Linked DNA regions of Homo sapiens: regions 1, 2 and 3 are each linked to region 4. Evidence: chromatin contacts called from ENCODE Hi-C or POLR2A ChIA-PET data. All regions are on one chromosome and are shown on one strand. The core of a region is the stretch at or near the end of the contact, and the rest is flanking DNA. Distances in the headings are between cores, read along the strand shown. Region 1 has its middle 25 kb from the start of GPR15. Region 2 holds the start of SENP7 (SUMO specific peptidase 7). Region 3 holds the start of USF3 (upstream transcription factor family member 3). Region 4 holds the start of LINC01215 (long intergenic non-protein coding RNA 1215).

The links. Hi-C counts contacts between places; a loop is a spot of excess contacts on that map. ChIA-PET counts read pairs that join two places held with the same protein, here RNA polymerase II (POLR2A). Pooled maps may share reads with other maps.
Region 1: a map with no recorded cell type shows a loop between it and region 4 (19-fold over the local background). The contact joins the enhancer-like site here to the promoter of LINC01215 in region 4. A Hi-C loop is called at or near these places in 4 of 37 single-sample maps with no recorded cell type and 2 of 50 pooled maps.
Region 2: a pooled map shows a loop between it and region 4 (6-fold over the local background). The contact joins the promoter of SENP7 here to the promoter of LINC01215 in region 4. A Hi-C loop is called at or near these places in 1 of 37 single-sample maps with no recorded cell type and 5 of 50 pooled maps. POLR2A ChIA-PET finds 5 or more read pairs at or near these places in 1 of 52 experiments (B cell).
Region 3: a loop to region 4 is called in a pooled map, with 10 times the contacts of the local background. The contact joins the promoter of USF3 here to the promoter of LINC01215 in region 4. A Hi-C loop is called at or near these places in 2 of 50 pooled maps. POLR2A ChIA-PET finds 5 or more read pairs at or near these places in 2 of 52 experiments (B cell and T-cell).

What each region holds. Positions count from the first base shown.
Region 1 is chr3:98,554,866-98,558,298 of GRCh38, reverse strand. No RefSeq gene overlaps it. Among named protein-coding and RNA genes, the nearest start is that of GPR15, 25 kb to the right of the region's middle. RefSeq lists enhancers at 1,736-1,815, 1,946-2,265, 1,317-2,516. Within about 2 kb of position 1,943, at least 6 of the 41 ENCODE cell types and tissues checked have a DNase peak (open chromatin) inside an H3K27ac peak, as active enhancers do.
Region 2 is chr3:101,511,498-101,515,215 of GRCh38, reverse strand. SENP7 (SUMO specific peptidase 7) reads left to right here and starts at 2,004. Exons shown (of 24, transcript NM_020654.5): 1 at 2,004-2,125. The coding sequence starts at 2,086.
Region 3 is chr3:113,694,488-113,698,046 of GRCh38, reverse strand. USF3 (upstream transcription factor family member 3) reads left to right here and starts at 1,405. Exons shown (of 7, transcript NM_001009899.4): 1 at 1,405-1,677. RefSeq lists silencers at 1,195-1,664, 1,685-2,074.
Region 4 is chr3:108,123,814-108,127,062 of GRCh38, reverse strand. It overlaps LINC01215 (long intergenic non-protein coding RNA 1215), which reads right to left and starts at 1,999. Exons shown (of 2, transcript NR_110030.1): 1 at 1,921-1,999. RefSeq lists enhancers at 987-1,086, 1,587-1,666, 1,887-1,936, 2,217-2,356, 2,427-2,476 and 2 more.

The sequences.
Region 1 (3,433 bases), core at 694-3,193, 9.6 Mb after region 4:
ATCAGGATAAATAACTAACGTAGGCTGGGCTTAATACCTAGGTGATGGGTTGATAGATGCAGCAAACCACTGTGGCACACGTTTACCTGTGTAACAAACCTGCACATCCTGCACGTGTATCCCAGAACTTAAAATAAAATAAAATTAAATTTAAAAAAATGTTTGCAAACCACTGAGCTGAGTCTTTATCAAGACGGGAGGATGGGTGGGGAAGAGAAAGATGTGTCTCTAATTCACTTACAAAGTTGCAGTTTCTCCTTAGATCTTCAATTCTCCCACCCACATAATCCCACATATTTTAAGTACTAAATGCCCTCATCTTCTGTATTTCTGTTTGTTCAAATTTTCTTTTTTTTTCCTACCGTTAAAAACTCATCTCAGAGTAAAAAAATGAGTGGTTGTGGGGAGTAGGGGGGATTAATAGGTGGCACACAAAGGATTTTTAGGGCAGTGAAACTACTCTGTATGATACTGTAATGGTGGATGTATGTCATTACGCATTTGTCCCAATCCATAGAATATACAACACCAGGAGTGAGCCCTAATGTAAACTAACAACTTTGGGTTATTACAATGTGTCACAAAAAAACCTCATCTCATATCCTTTGTCATATTAAGGTGCAAATAACTGATGAAAAATTCAAGTGCTACAAGGAAGCTGTGTAGCTGACAGGCTAAAGCTCCAGTTCAGCTTGCAAGTGGGTGTGAGAGTCTACGGCAGCTCACAACCTTCCCATGAATCATAAGAGGATGGGAGTGGAGATGAGAGGTGAGAGGCAAAACTGAAAGAGGAGAGGATTTGATTTGAAGGCACAAGATTTGGGTTCTGGTGGTGGCTCTATCACTTCCTGGATGAGTGATCTTGAGAATTCCCTGAAACTCGTTTTTCTCACCTGAGTAACAAGCTTAAGAATAGCACATTCTATCTGTGCTTTAATGAGGATAAATTGAGATAATATATGAGGACATGCTTCACTAATTGTAGTTATACAAAAATGCTGGTTATTGGTCACAAAAAAGGCAGATGTGCTTTTGAAACATTCAGACTACGGTTTGACAATGGGGCCAGTCTGCCTGTATTCCATCATTTTTACTCTCCTTTTCTATTAACTCCATGTGTCCACTTTCTCATCCTAAAATTGGAATAAAAATATTTACTCTCCTGGTTGCTTAAAGGATTGAAATAGAAATGCATGTAAAGTAGAAAAGTATCTGTCTCTCCCCGTCTCTACTCCAGTAAGTGATCAACCAAAGTTGTTGCAATTTCCTTCCAAAATCCACAGGCAATGACATTAATCTGTGTTATGCTCAATCAAAAGGCATGCCCCAGTGACCCAGAAAAGAAGAAACCTGTGACATTCCCATTATTTCCCACAGGGCACTGATCACTTTCTACTTCTCCTAGCTCACCGTGTCCATCACTCATTCCTCAACCCTTTGGGTGGGAATGAGGCATTTGCCCCTACCAGTCTATTAAAATTGCACCTAAATTTACCTTAGAGGAAGTAAATTATAAAGAGCTCTTTGGACTGTTAAAAGTGAAGTGATGTATTTAGAAAGCGAGAGAATTTAAAAATACAGAACCATGATCAATTCTGTTTTAACTTGCAGTATATAGTTGAGAGCATGGTGTACAGGTGGGAACTGGAAAAACTGATTATTTGTTACAGTTGTTATATTTCTGAAAAAGGTGTTTATTCTTGTTTTCTTCACATCTGTTTCCAGTTGCCACTTGTCTTCTTGGGTGGAAATAACTTCTTTTCTATGAACTGGCAGAGTTTCTCTGGGTGTGGGGAGGTTCTGAACTTTGCGTGAGAGTGCTCTCCTTAGTTCAGTAATGAGATCAGTCACCAAGTCACCCCTTTGCTCTCTGGTGATGGCTGCCACCTCTTGCTTTCATGAGAAATGATAAAGCAAATGAGTCAGTGCCTAGGACCCTTCAAGAATGGCACGCGATGCTCAGCTAACCTCAAACCTTAGCTCTAGCTAAGGAGGTTTCAAAAAAAAGCCTTTGAGAAACTCTCCTTCCAGAAATACAGGCATGCATCTGGCTTCCTTCTCTTTTTCTCTATTGGCCTTTTATTTGGCGTTCTGGATTTCATTTAACTTTTTAAAAACACTGAAGTATGATTTTTAGTTTGAATAAAAAAGCAGTGATGTAGTAACCTGTGATCTTCCCCTTTAAGGTAAGATTCTGCAAAATTTTATGAAAAGACAATGTAGTTTTGCATAGTAGATGAGGGCAGAAATGTTTACTTTCCTAATTACCAGTTACCTCCTGGTCAACAAGTACAATCTGAGATCTTTTTGCTTACGTAGCGCTGTCAATTTCCTTTTTTCACCTGAGATAATCTTTTGTTTCGATAACTGTTTTCATAACCCATGCCGTGTTTTTTCCTCTGTTGTTTTTCTTTTTCTTTTTCTTTCTTTTTTTTTTTTTCAGACGGAGTTTCGCTTTTGTTGCCCAGGCTGGAGTGCAATGGCGCCATCTCGGCTCACCGCAACCTCCGCCTCCTGGGTTCAAGCGATTCCCCTGCCTCAGCCTCCCGAGTAGCTGGGGTTACAGGCATGTGCCGCCATGCCCTGCTAATTTTGTATTTTTAGTAGAGACGGGGTTTCTCCATGTTTGTCAGGCTGATCTCAAACTCTCGACCTTAGGTGATCCGCCCGCTTCAGCCTCCCAAAGTGCTGGGATTACAGGCGTGAGTCACCACGCCTGGCCCCGTTTTTCTATTTTTTAAACTACAGTAATTCTCTTTGATTTAAATATTTGTAAAGATATGTACAATAAAACTATTCTTAAATCATAGGGGAAAACAAAATATGGAGCAATAGAGCAATTCTAAATGAAATGCAAGCCTAAACTACTTTTTTAACAAGCTTTGTAAATAATCACTTGTTTGCAAAGGAGGTGGTGATTCATGTGAGAGGAGTAGAAAGAAAGATTTTGGTCCCTTTGAAATTTTATTATTGTTCTTCTAAGTACATCGTCTAGAAAGAAAGCAAACCAATAGCGTTTTGGAATTGTTTAGTCACTAATTGTATTCCATGAGCATTCTTTCTGGTTCACTGGAATTCAGTGTATAAGTCTGGGGACAAAGTGAAGCTCTGAAGTTATGAGCTTTGGACAGCAGGATGGCGAATTAAGGTGGTGGAAAAGGAAACTTTGATGTTGGAGAAACTGGTGTAGCTCAGAACGTAGAACAGAAAAAGCCAACTATTTGGCCAAAGTATCCATCTTTTAAAGAGATACAGTTTTAATCAAGTGAACAGGTAGGACTTCAGTCTGGGTGTTTATTTTTGTCTATTTATACAAATTCTTTATCACTCAGATCAAAGAGTTTGCATTAGGTAGTATTATGTTTCTATATTTTCTTAAATCAATATACACAATGAATTGTTATTAGATCATAAGAAATGCCAAACTGGATCA
Region 2 (3,718 bases), core at 755-3,254, 6.6 Mb after region 4:
GGACTATAGGTGTGCTCCACCGTGCCCGGGTCATTTTTTTTTTTTTTTCCGAGACAGTCTGGCTCTGTCGCCCAGGCTGGAATGCAGTGGCCTGATCAAGGCTCACTGCAACTTTTAACTCCATGGGCTTAAGTGATCTTCCTGCCTTAGCCTCTTGAGTACCTGGGACTACAGGCATGCGCCACCACGTGTGGCTAGTTTTTTTCTTTGTAGAGAGGAGGTCTCACTATATTGCCCAGGCTGGTATCAAACTCCTGGGCTCAAGGGTGAGTCATAGCATCTGGCCTGTATATTTTTGTGGAGAGGGGGGTCTTGCTTTGTTGCCCAGGATGGTCTGGAATGTCTTGGCTCAATCTATTCTGCCTCGGCCTCCCAAAGTGCTGGGATTACAGACGCGAGCCACTGTGTCCGGCCCAGCTTGACTTTAGAATCAGTTAAGTTCTTTAGTTAAAAAAGTTAATTTGGGCCAGGCGCAGTGGCTCACGCCTGTAATCCCAGCACTCTGGGAGGCTGAGGCGGGCGGATCACGAGGTCAGGAGATCGAGACCATGCTGGCTAACATGGTGAAACCCCATCTCTACTAAAAAATACAAAAAATTAGCCGGGCGTGGTGGCGGGCGCCTGTAGTCTCAGCTACTCGGGAGGCTGAGGCAGGAGAATGGCGTGAACCCAGGAGGTGAAGCTTGCAGCGAGCCGAGATTGTGCCACTGCACTCCAGCCTGGGCGACAGAGCGAGACTCCGTCTCAAAAAAAAAAAAAAGTTAATTTGTGAGGAAACTGAAAATTCAATTATTTTTCAGAAAGCAATGTTTTTGTTAAACAGAAATTAACCAAATAAAACGAAATCCTTACAGTAAACTTCAATCCCAGCAAGACTTAAAGTATTTCTGCTTTGCAGTCATTCCTGCCATGTAGAACACTTCCCCAGGCCCAACACCCCACAACACCTGGGGCCTTACCTCTACCTGGGGACTGACCACATTATAATTAAGAAGGCTTAACTCACGATGAAGGGGACTGCTCTAGTGGACGAGTTGGGCCGATCCCTTTATTGACTCCGTTAGGATGGGAGATGGGGGTTGGAGGGATAGGCGTTAGGGGTATAAAGGGGCCAGCTTGGGAATCAAACCCTACTTCCAGAGTCCCTTCGGGCTTTGAACATGCCAGAAACATTTTCCCTGCTTAGAGCACTGTGCTGAATTTTGTTAAACTTGTGATTAAATCGTCATGAAAGCTTACACGTGCATTTAAAAATTATTCAGATATGCACCATTAGGGATAATCAGGCTAATAGTACCAGACCTTGAGTTCATTGAGGACTGGATTAGTCCCTTAAGTATCGTGGTAAATGTTAATTGAACAAATTCCAAGTTTATAGCCACCCACTTTCTGTCATATCAGCATTTCAGTTATTGAAAAATTAAGTTCTAGCTTTTCTTTTAAGGAACTTTAAAAATCACAAGTTCGAATTTTAAAAAGGAATCCTAAGACATTTTTCCTCGTCTGCTGACATATTTCCACAGCAAATGCTAAACTAATAGCTAGGCTATTATTAGGTGATTTTGCCATCTTAAAATCTTTTGGTTTCTGAGTTCGAGGAAAGGCGTTGGGGGCAAATATGTAAGAGAGGCTGTGAGGGATGTAATACTGCAAACGCTAACGTTTTGTTTTCATAGTTGTTTGGCCACCTCGCGAGATCCAGTGAACCGGAGGAGTTCCTGTTTTTCCCTTTTAATTTTTGTCAATCTAATCTTCAAAGTCAACAAAGCTAAAATCGAGCACCCAGGTGGTTCACCTCCCCAGAGGGGCTCAGATCATGAAATAAACGCCACCAAAAAAACGCTGGAAGAGGCAGCCCACAGTGAAAAGTCCCAGGAAGTGATTTCCGGTCGAAGGTGGGAGGGGCGGCTGATTTCCGGTCGAAGGGCAGGCGACGGCTCTTGCGCAAGCGCGCTTCGCACTTTGCGGGCTTTTTTTTTTTTTTTTTTTTTTTTTTTTTTTTCCTTTCCCCTCCCCCTCCCTCTCCAAGCCGGAGGGGTCCTGAGGTGACAGCGCCTGCAACTGAAATTTCAGCAGCGGGAGAAGATGGACAAGAGAAAGCTCGGGCGACGGCCATCTTCATCCGGTGAGAAAGGGTCAGAGAAGGGCTGAACATATTGTCTCCTACCCGGGGGAAACGGGAGGCGCAGGCGGCAGCTGGGGTTGCGGCCCGAAGCCGCGGGGGCGAGGGCGGGGGCGGGGAGAGGAAGGGGCGCGCACAATGGAAGGCTCCCGGGTCGCCCCCGCCCCTGGAGTCGAAGACCCGGTCCGAGCTGTCATCGAAGCCTCGGGCGCTCTTCACCTCAAAACCCCTTTTATTTTTTCCCTCCTCCCGCGAACACCCTCCTTGCGTCTCATCGGCCCATGGATCTTCCCGGTTGGCTTGTCACTCTCTGCCACGCCTTCCTCGTAATTCCACCAATGTTCCAATTTCATTTCGGCTTCTCAGCGCCTGACCCCACTTTCCTCTCTTCCTTTGATTCTCGACTTTGCGTCCCTTCCCCTCTCCCTCCTCTTTCCCTCAGCAGGTAGCTGCTGCTGGGGAGGAAAGGTGGGGCTTGCGACCGGAGACTCCTTTTCTTTGATACAATGCCTCTCCGGGTCTCGTTCTGCTGAACAGGCCCGCCTAATAGCCTTTTTCTTTTCCAGCCTACCCTGCGTCTTCCAAAAGTGATTGGAAAGTCAAACAAAGGATTTGAAGCCGTGCTTTCGTTGTGTTTTTATTTTCAGCATATTTTTTGTTTTGGACGTTACTTTGTTTTAAATGACTATCTTCAGTTTTGTGTACAACGTCTTGGAAACAAGAAAGTGGAGTTATAAAAACGTGAGGTAGAGCTCCTCCCAGTTGAGAAGTTTTTATCAAACATTTCATCCATTAGGGGGTCCTCAAGTCCTTGTGTTAAGTCCTATGGATGGTAGGAGGAGAGGACGAGGACTCATATGCTTACAGTCCAGTACACAAACGAACGCCCAATGAATCAATTATTTCATTTCATTTTTCTGTTTCTGATGGTACCGTTGGTTTCTGCAGAGACAGTTAACAATTACAGATTTATTGGCCGGGCGCGGTGGCTCACGCCTGTAATGCCAACACCTTGGGAGGCCGAGGCGGTCGGATCACAAAGTCAGGAGATCGAGACCATCCTGGCTAACATTGTGAAACCCCGTCTCTACTAAAAAATGCAAAAAATTAGCCGGGCGTGGTGGCGGGCGCCTGTAGTCCCAGCTACTCAGGAGGCTGAGGCAGGAGAATGGCGTGAACCCGGGAGGCGGAGCTTGCAGTGAGCCGAGATCGCACCACTGCACTCCAGCCTGGGCAACAGAGCGAGACTCTGTATCAAACAACAACAACAACAAAAAAAAAACAAAAAAAACCAATTCCAAATTTATTTAGGAGTGCCCTGTGGCAGTGCATCTCAAACTGCTTTCAGCCTTAATTGCAAAGGAGAGTGATTATGGATCTCTGGGGACACTGCTTGAAGCAGTTGAAAACCTGAAATCCCTTTTCATATGCAACCAATGTTATCGATGTTCTTGGTGTATATTCTGGAGATAATAGTTTTTTCCTTTGAAAGCACATGTATAAATGATATATATGTATATTTATACATACATGTAGGTATATGCCTCCAACTGATGAGTGTTTTAATAGTCTCCACCCCCCACCAAACCTCTAAGT
Region 3 (3,559 bases), core at 156-2,655, 5.6 Mb before region 4:
ATGGCTGAGCATACCAATACTATACAATTTTATGGTGATGTTATTAGCATTGCTATTATGGCTCTGACTCGTAGAATCTTTCTTATCTGCAGTTTTGATTTGGATGTGCCAAGTCTGTTCAAAGGCTAATTAGAACTTCGTGTGCCTAGATGGATGAGTTAAAGAAAATTTCTAGCCTGTTTATTAGTACCACAGTTTATAAGCAACATTACAGGCCTTCCGTTTCATCATAGCTTTTCAATCTGCTGTACAAACATAAGACTCCGTTACTGTTAGCCTTTACCCTTTTGCTCAATGCGATGTCTGCTGCTTCTGTATACAGGCTCAAGTAATTCCCATTATGCCATGCCCTGTGTGCACCTTCTGGAAGTTAGCCCACGGACATCTAAGATCTGGGATATTTCCAAATCTGGTTGTGGAAGGGCTTGGAAATCTATAACCGCAACTAGGTGGAGGACACCTGTTTCAGCAGGAGGTTATAAAATATGAAGCGAAACTAGGAAGAGGGAGTTGTGATCACGGTTCCAAGGGCTCCACACAGATCCTGGAGTTAAGGGGCACTCAGGTCTCCATTTCGTGACCCCTGGCCCTACCTCTCCTAGATCCAGGTATTTAGTAACCCAGGCTTGAGATCTCAAACCCCATCCCCCAATGCCAAACTCCCTTGTCCCAGCTGGGAGGCCCCCAGGGCATTTCTGAACATGGCCATCTCCAATTCACAGAAATCTGTGTGTTGTTGCAAATAAAGGATGACAAGAGACCACAGCCTACGAATGCGAGCAGCGTCAAGTCAGCAACAATCTTCCAGTTATCGAGAAGTCGGAAACGTCTGATTCTTTCTTCTCCACATTTACTAAGACGTATCTTCTCACCTTCCTGCCCTCCACGTTAAGAGGGGCTAACTATTCCGAAAGACTTCCGTGCCCTCTTCCTTTTCAATTTTTCCACTTCCAAACTCCTACCGAAAGACGAAGAAAAGAGACCACAGAAGAAGATACAAAGAAGTTTCTTAAAACACCTTCTTTTCTAGGTTCTCAAGGCGTCCCCTTTAAGGAACCAGGCCCACCTCTTTCCCATTCACCTACTGGCTTTCCTTCCTGTCCGTCACTCTACCTTTAAGAATATTTCCTGTTTCTTCAACCCAACTTGCACACCTCCGCCCCCCGGCCCTCCTCATTGGGCCGCCCGATCCCCGTTCACTCCTTGGTTTCCTCTCCGCCTCCTCCCGCCCTCTAGCGTAGTGCAACGGCATTCTGTCTTCTTATTGGCTACCACGGCAGCGTTCCCGCAGCCTGATTGGCGGGTTGAGTGAAAGAGGCGGGAACGCGGCGCGCCCAGGGTAGGCTGTTCGCTTGCTGAGCTGCGGCCGCGGGAGGGGCGGGGAGGGGCGGGGGGAGGGGGGCTGGGAAAGTTGAGGCCGCGCTGCCGCCGGGTCTCCGGCCTTGAGGGCTCGGGCTCGCAGCGGCTGCGGTGGCCGCAAAAAGAGGCGGCGGGGGCGGGGGGAGAGGAGGGCCTGGGCCCGCGCTCCCCCAGCCCCGGAGGAGCAGGCGGTGGCCGCGGACGGAGAGATTCGCCCAGACGGTCAGACACTCCTGCCTTCCCCTCCTGGGATCATGACCCAGGCGGGGGTCGCCGCCGTCGCCGCCGCCACCGCGGCCGAGACCGCGCAGCCGGCGGGTAAGTGACTGCGGGAGGGGGCCGCTGACAGCCGGGGCGGGGGGCGGGGGCCAGGGCTGCGGGGGCGGCTCCGGAGGGCGGCCCCGGGCTCAGCTCCACCCACCCCCTTCCTGCTCCGGGAGGCCAGGGCTGCGCTAAGTGCGCCTCCTTCCTGGGGACCCTTGCGTGCGGCACCTGGTGGGGCGTCAGCGCCCGCGGCGAGCGCACCCCTCATCTCCCGCCCGCCCTGCGTCCCCGGCTGCCAGGCCCGTGGGGGGCTCGCACTGCGCCCCAGCTCCTAGATGCGCGCGGGGCGAGAGGGGCCCCACGCTGCCCTGGGTGCATAAAGAGCTGGGCAGCCAGGTTCACACCAGATGGCCTTTGCCCGCCTCCTTCACCTTTTCCTGTCTTCTTCATTCCCCTTCTTTCCTTGCCCTCTGAATTTCTTTCGTACCCGTTCGTCAGACTCATGTGGCTTGCTTTTTCCCTCTCACCCCTCTGTCGAAGTGTTAGGCTTGTGTTTTCTTTTTAGAAGCCGTTCTTTTGCTTTCTGAGTAGAAGCAGTGCAAGTGAATGACCAACTCTTGAAATCTACTTTCATGTATCCGGATGAAATATAAGATTCCTGGACTCTTGTTCATGTTTACAATTTTGATAGTTGAATTCACCCCACTCGTTCTTGAAGCTTGTCCTCCCAACCCTCCTCGTTACATTGGGATATGGTCCTTTGCGTTTATTAACTTTATCTGGAAATATGAGACTGCATAAACCAAAGTGCAGAATTTCAACTTCCGTTCTTGTAACATTTTTACCATCAAGTAGATACAGTAACCTAACACCACACAGATCAAGACAGTCGTGGCCAACTGTGTAGGCAAAGAAGACATTTCCTTACCTATAAACAACGTACAGATTTCTTGAATAAATCTTACGGTGAGTTACATGGATCCTGAAACATATTCCCAGGTTTGCTCTTTTGTAAAGAAAACCAAACAGACAAACCTGCCTTTTGAAGGATCAACAGGCTGTCCTACTCTCCATTCACCTTGATGACTTTTTTCTCTCCCATAGAACTCTTGTTTAACATAGTACAGAGTTGCTGTTTGGGATACATGTGTTGTTTCTCTTTAAGTACTCAAAGTATTTGTTACAAAAGAAGTAAAATACATTGTAATTGCACTTCTGAAAGCAGAAGTAGTGTAATGTATCCATGCAAGAATGAATGCTTAATCCTAAAGCAGTTTTGCTTTAGCCTAAGCCAAGCTTTTCCAACCCCCGTCCAAGGACGGCTTTTAATGCGGCCCAAGACAAGAAGACAAGTTCGTAAACTTTCTTTTATTTTTTTTGAGACAGAGTCTCACTCTGTCGCCCAGGCTGGAATGCAGTGGTGTTATCTCAGTTCACTGCAACCTCCGCCTCCTGGGTTCAAGCAATTCTCCTGCATCAGCCTCCTGAGTAGCTGGGATTACAGGTGCATGCCACCAGCCCAGCTAATTTTTATTTCTTTAAGTAGAGACAGGGTTTCTCCATGTTGGCCAGGCTGGTCTTGCACTCCTGACCTCAGGTGATCCGCCTGCCTCTGTTTCCGAAAGTGCTGGGATTACAGGCATGAGCCGCTGCGCCCGGCCTCAAATTTGTAAACTTTTTAAAACATTATGAGATGTTTGTGTGTGATATTTATTTACTTATTTATTTAAGCTCATCAGCTATCGTTAGTGTTAGTGTATTTGATGGGTGGCCCAAGACATTTCTTCTTCCTGTGTGCCCCAGGGAGGTCAAAAGATTGGACACTCCTGGTCTAAGCTAAAAGACTTAGGTGTACATAGGTATTGGGATCTCCCTGTATTTAGGAGTTTTGCAAAATCTGGATGCAGCCTAGAACATTCGCTGATATAAAAGGAGT
Region 4 (3,249 bases), core at 750-3,249:
TGGGAGGCTGAGGCGGGCAGATCACAAGGTCAGGAGATCGAGACCATCCTGGCCAACATGGTGAAACCCCGTCTCTACTAAAAATACAAAAATTAGCTGGGTATGGTGGCATGCCTGTAGTTCCAGCTACTTAGGAGGCTGAGGCAGGAGAATTGCTTGAACCCGGGAGACAGGTTGCAGTGAGCTGAGATCATGCCACTGCACTCCAGCCTGGGTGACAGAACGAGACTCCATCACAAAATAAACAAATAAATAAATGTGTGTGCATAAATATGTACACACATATACATATGTATATTTTATATACACAAGTATTTGTATATCTAAAACCAGTTTCACAAAACAGTACCCTCATTACATGCATAGCTCAAATTTTTTAATTTCTTTATAATCTAGTTATCTTAATAACTTTTTAAAATGCTGGTTTTGACCTAGAGATTTTTAACCTTGTGTGTGTGTGTATATGTGTTTGTGTGTGTGTGTGTATCTGTTTGTGTGTATGTGTGTGTGTGTATGCATGTGTGCACGTGCCATTTCTACCCCATGTGATGAAGCCTATGGATCCTTTCTTGTAGTGTTTTTAAATGCATAAAGCAAAACTCTTAGGCTTACAAAGGAAATCAATGATATTGAAATACAATTCTATCCTTGGGCCTCTTGTGGGGAAAGGGCAGTGTCCACAGACCCAGGTTAAGAATCTCTGCATGGGTAAATTGATTTCCCAGCTGACTGCTGAGCCACAACCTGCAGTTTGGAAAATAAGGCTGTACAAAGCCTCAGAACATTTTGTTGTAGTTAAGTATTTCAGATGCTTATTATCCTGTCACGGTTTTAACCCTCTTTTCCCTCCCTTTCCCCATGCTCCCTCTATCCAGTCACCCACACCCCACCACATGCACATGCATGTGTACTCACTTACATGCATGCACATATATGTTGCCACATATCCACATACACATAGGCACACACATGCACAGGCACACACATGCAGATCTTAGGTCACATATCTGGAATGAGATGAGGCACTAGACCACTGGGTCCAGCCCCTCCTGTGACCCCAGTCCCACTCCCTGACTGCCTCTGTGTCACAGCTCCTCTGGCTCCTGCCTCAGAACTACTCTAGTGGCTCATTATCTCTGCAGGGCAGCGCTCACCATCACGACTTTCTTGTTTTCTTTCACAGCATTGTGAGCCAATAGGTGCATTCTGCCTCAGAATAGTGGTGGAGACTGGTGGTGGCACAGCCCAGAGCTCTTGACGTTTATTTTCTCAGGCTTCAGTGAACCTTCTGTGGCAGGTGTTTCCTTTTGATAGGCGGCAGTTCCTCCCTGGGTCACTCCAGCCTGCAGCTGAAGCCCTCACTTAGCTCACTGTGGCTGTACTGAACACACCACCTCCCAACATGGAGCAGCCTAGCCAGGGGGTGCGGGAAGGAAAGATGGTTGCTGCCACAAATGAATGACTCAGCTACCTTCTCCAATGGTTTGATATTGACGTTTCCTCCTGTCATAGCAAAAATGCCCAGGTGAACTGTTTTCTCCATCGCATGTAGAAAGATGATGGTTGTCTGAACTGGTTCCAGGTAATGGACAGTGGTAAGCGCTCCCTTCTCTTATAGTATGTTATGGATTGAAGTGTGTCTCCCCACAAAAAGATATTACTGGAGTCCTAACCCTGAATATTTCAGAATGTGACCTTATTTGGAGATAGTGTGTTTACTGAGGTAATCAAATTTAAATGAGGTCATTACAGTCTCTAATCCAATAAGACTAGTGTCTTATAACAGAAACGAACGCTTACAGAGGGAAGACAATGTAAAGAGACACATGGAGAAGATGGCTGTATTTCCATTCTCATGCTGCTATAAGGACATACCCAAGACTGGGTAATTTATAAAGGCAAGAGGTTTAATTAACTCACAGTTCAGCATGGCTGGGGAGGCCTCAGGAAACTTAGAATCACGGCAGAAGGGGAAGCAAACACGTCCTTCTTCAAGTGGTGGCAGGAAGAGAACTGAGTGAGTAAAATGAGGAAAGTCCCCTTATCAGATCTCCTGAGAACTCACTCACTTTCACGAGAACAGCGTGAAGGTAACTGCCCCCATGATTCAATTACCTCCCCCGGGTCCCTTCCATGACACGTGGAGATTATGGGAACTACAATTCAAGATGGGGTTTGGGTGAGGACACAGCCAAACCATATCAACAGCCATCTGTAAGCCAAGGAGAGAGGCCTGGAACAGATACTTCCCTCGCAGCTCCCAGAAGGAGCCAATCCTGCCGACACCTTGATTTCAGACTTCTGGCCTCCAGATTGTGAGACAAGAACAGCAACTCGGCCTGTGTTCTCTGCCCTTGAGGTTGAAACAGGGAGCAGAAGGTTTTTTTTCCCCTCTGTGTTGCAGCATGGAGTTCTGAATGACAGATGAGGGGTTGATCACCCTCCACACCCATGCTAAGCCTTATGGCTTCACGGGGTTCAGGCTTCCTGTGTTCAGTCTTCTGTGTTGCCAGAAAAATTTGCATACTCCCATGGACAAAGAAAGCAGCAGAGGAGAAAGAAGAGCTTTCATTCACTTCCTCTTTGGGGTGAGAGCAAGTCTGAATGCTCTAGAATTGATTCTATTAGAAAAACTCTCTGACCCCAAATATGAATATTTTCACCACACCCAATACTCATAATTTTAAAAATAGATCTTTTGAGTTTCATCCTGACTAGTAACCTAAAGATCACTGACTTCTGATTTATTTTTTTATCATGCTCTACAGTTAGAAATGCAAACATATAGACTAGAGAGGGCCACAGAGGTGTTTGATCCCATCACTTCATGTAGGTAGGAAGATGTTGAACCCCTGAGAGGGGTCGGAACTTGTCCAAGATCACACAGCAGGCAGAGTACATCAGGACCTCAAACCCATATCTTCTGCCCTCTCCTCCTAAGGTCTCCATCACTAACACCCTGTCACGGTCCATCCTGCTAAGGAAGTCTCTACTATAAAATCCCATACCTTGAAAATTAATTGTTTTTCCACTCACACGTTACCACCCTTCCCTCCTGCAAACATTTGGAAGTTGAAAGGTCGCACAGCCTTCATGAAATTAACCAGAAGAATTGAAAGGAAGCTGATGACAAAAGTACTTCAAAATCTGTTTTTCATGAAAACAGCTTTTTCTTTTCCCCCTCAGATCAAACTGAATTTTTCTTTTTATTTTTGCGGTATTCTTCTAATTGTGCCTTTTTAAATGTGT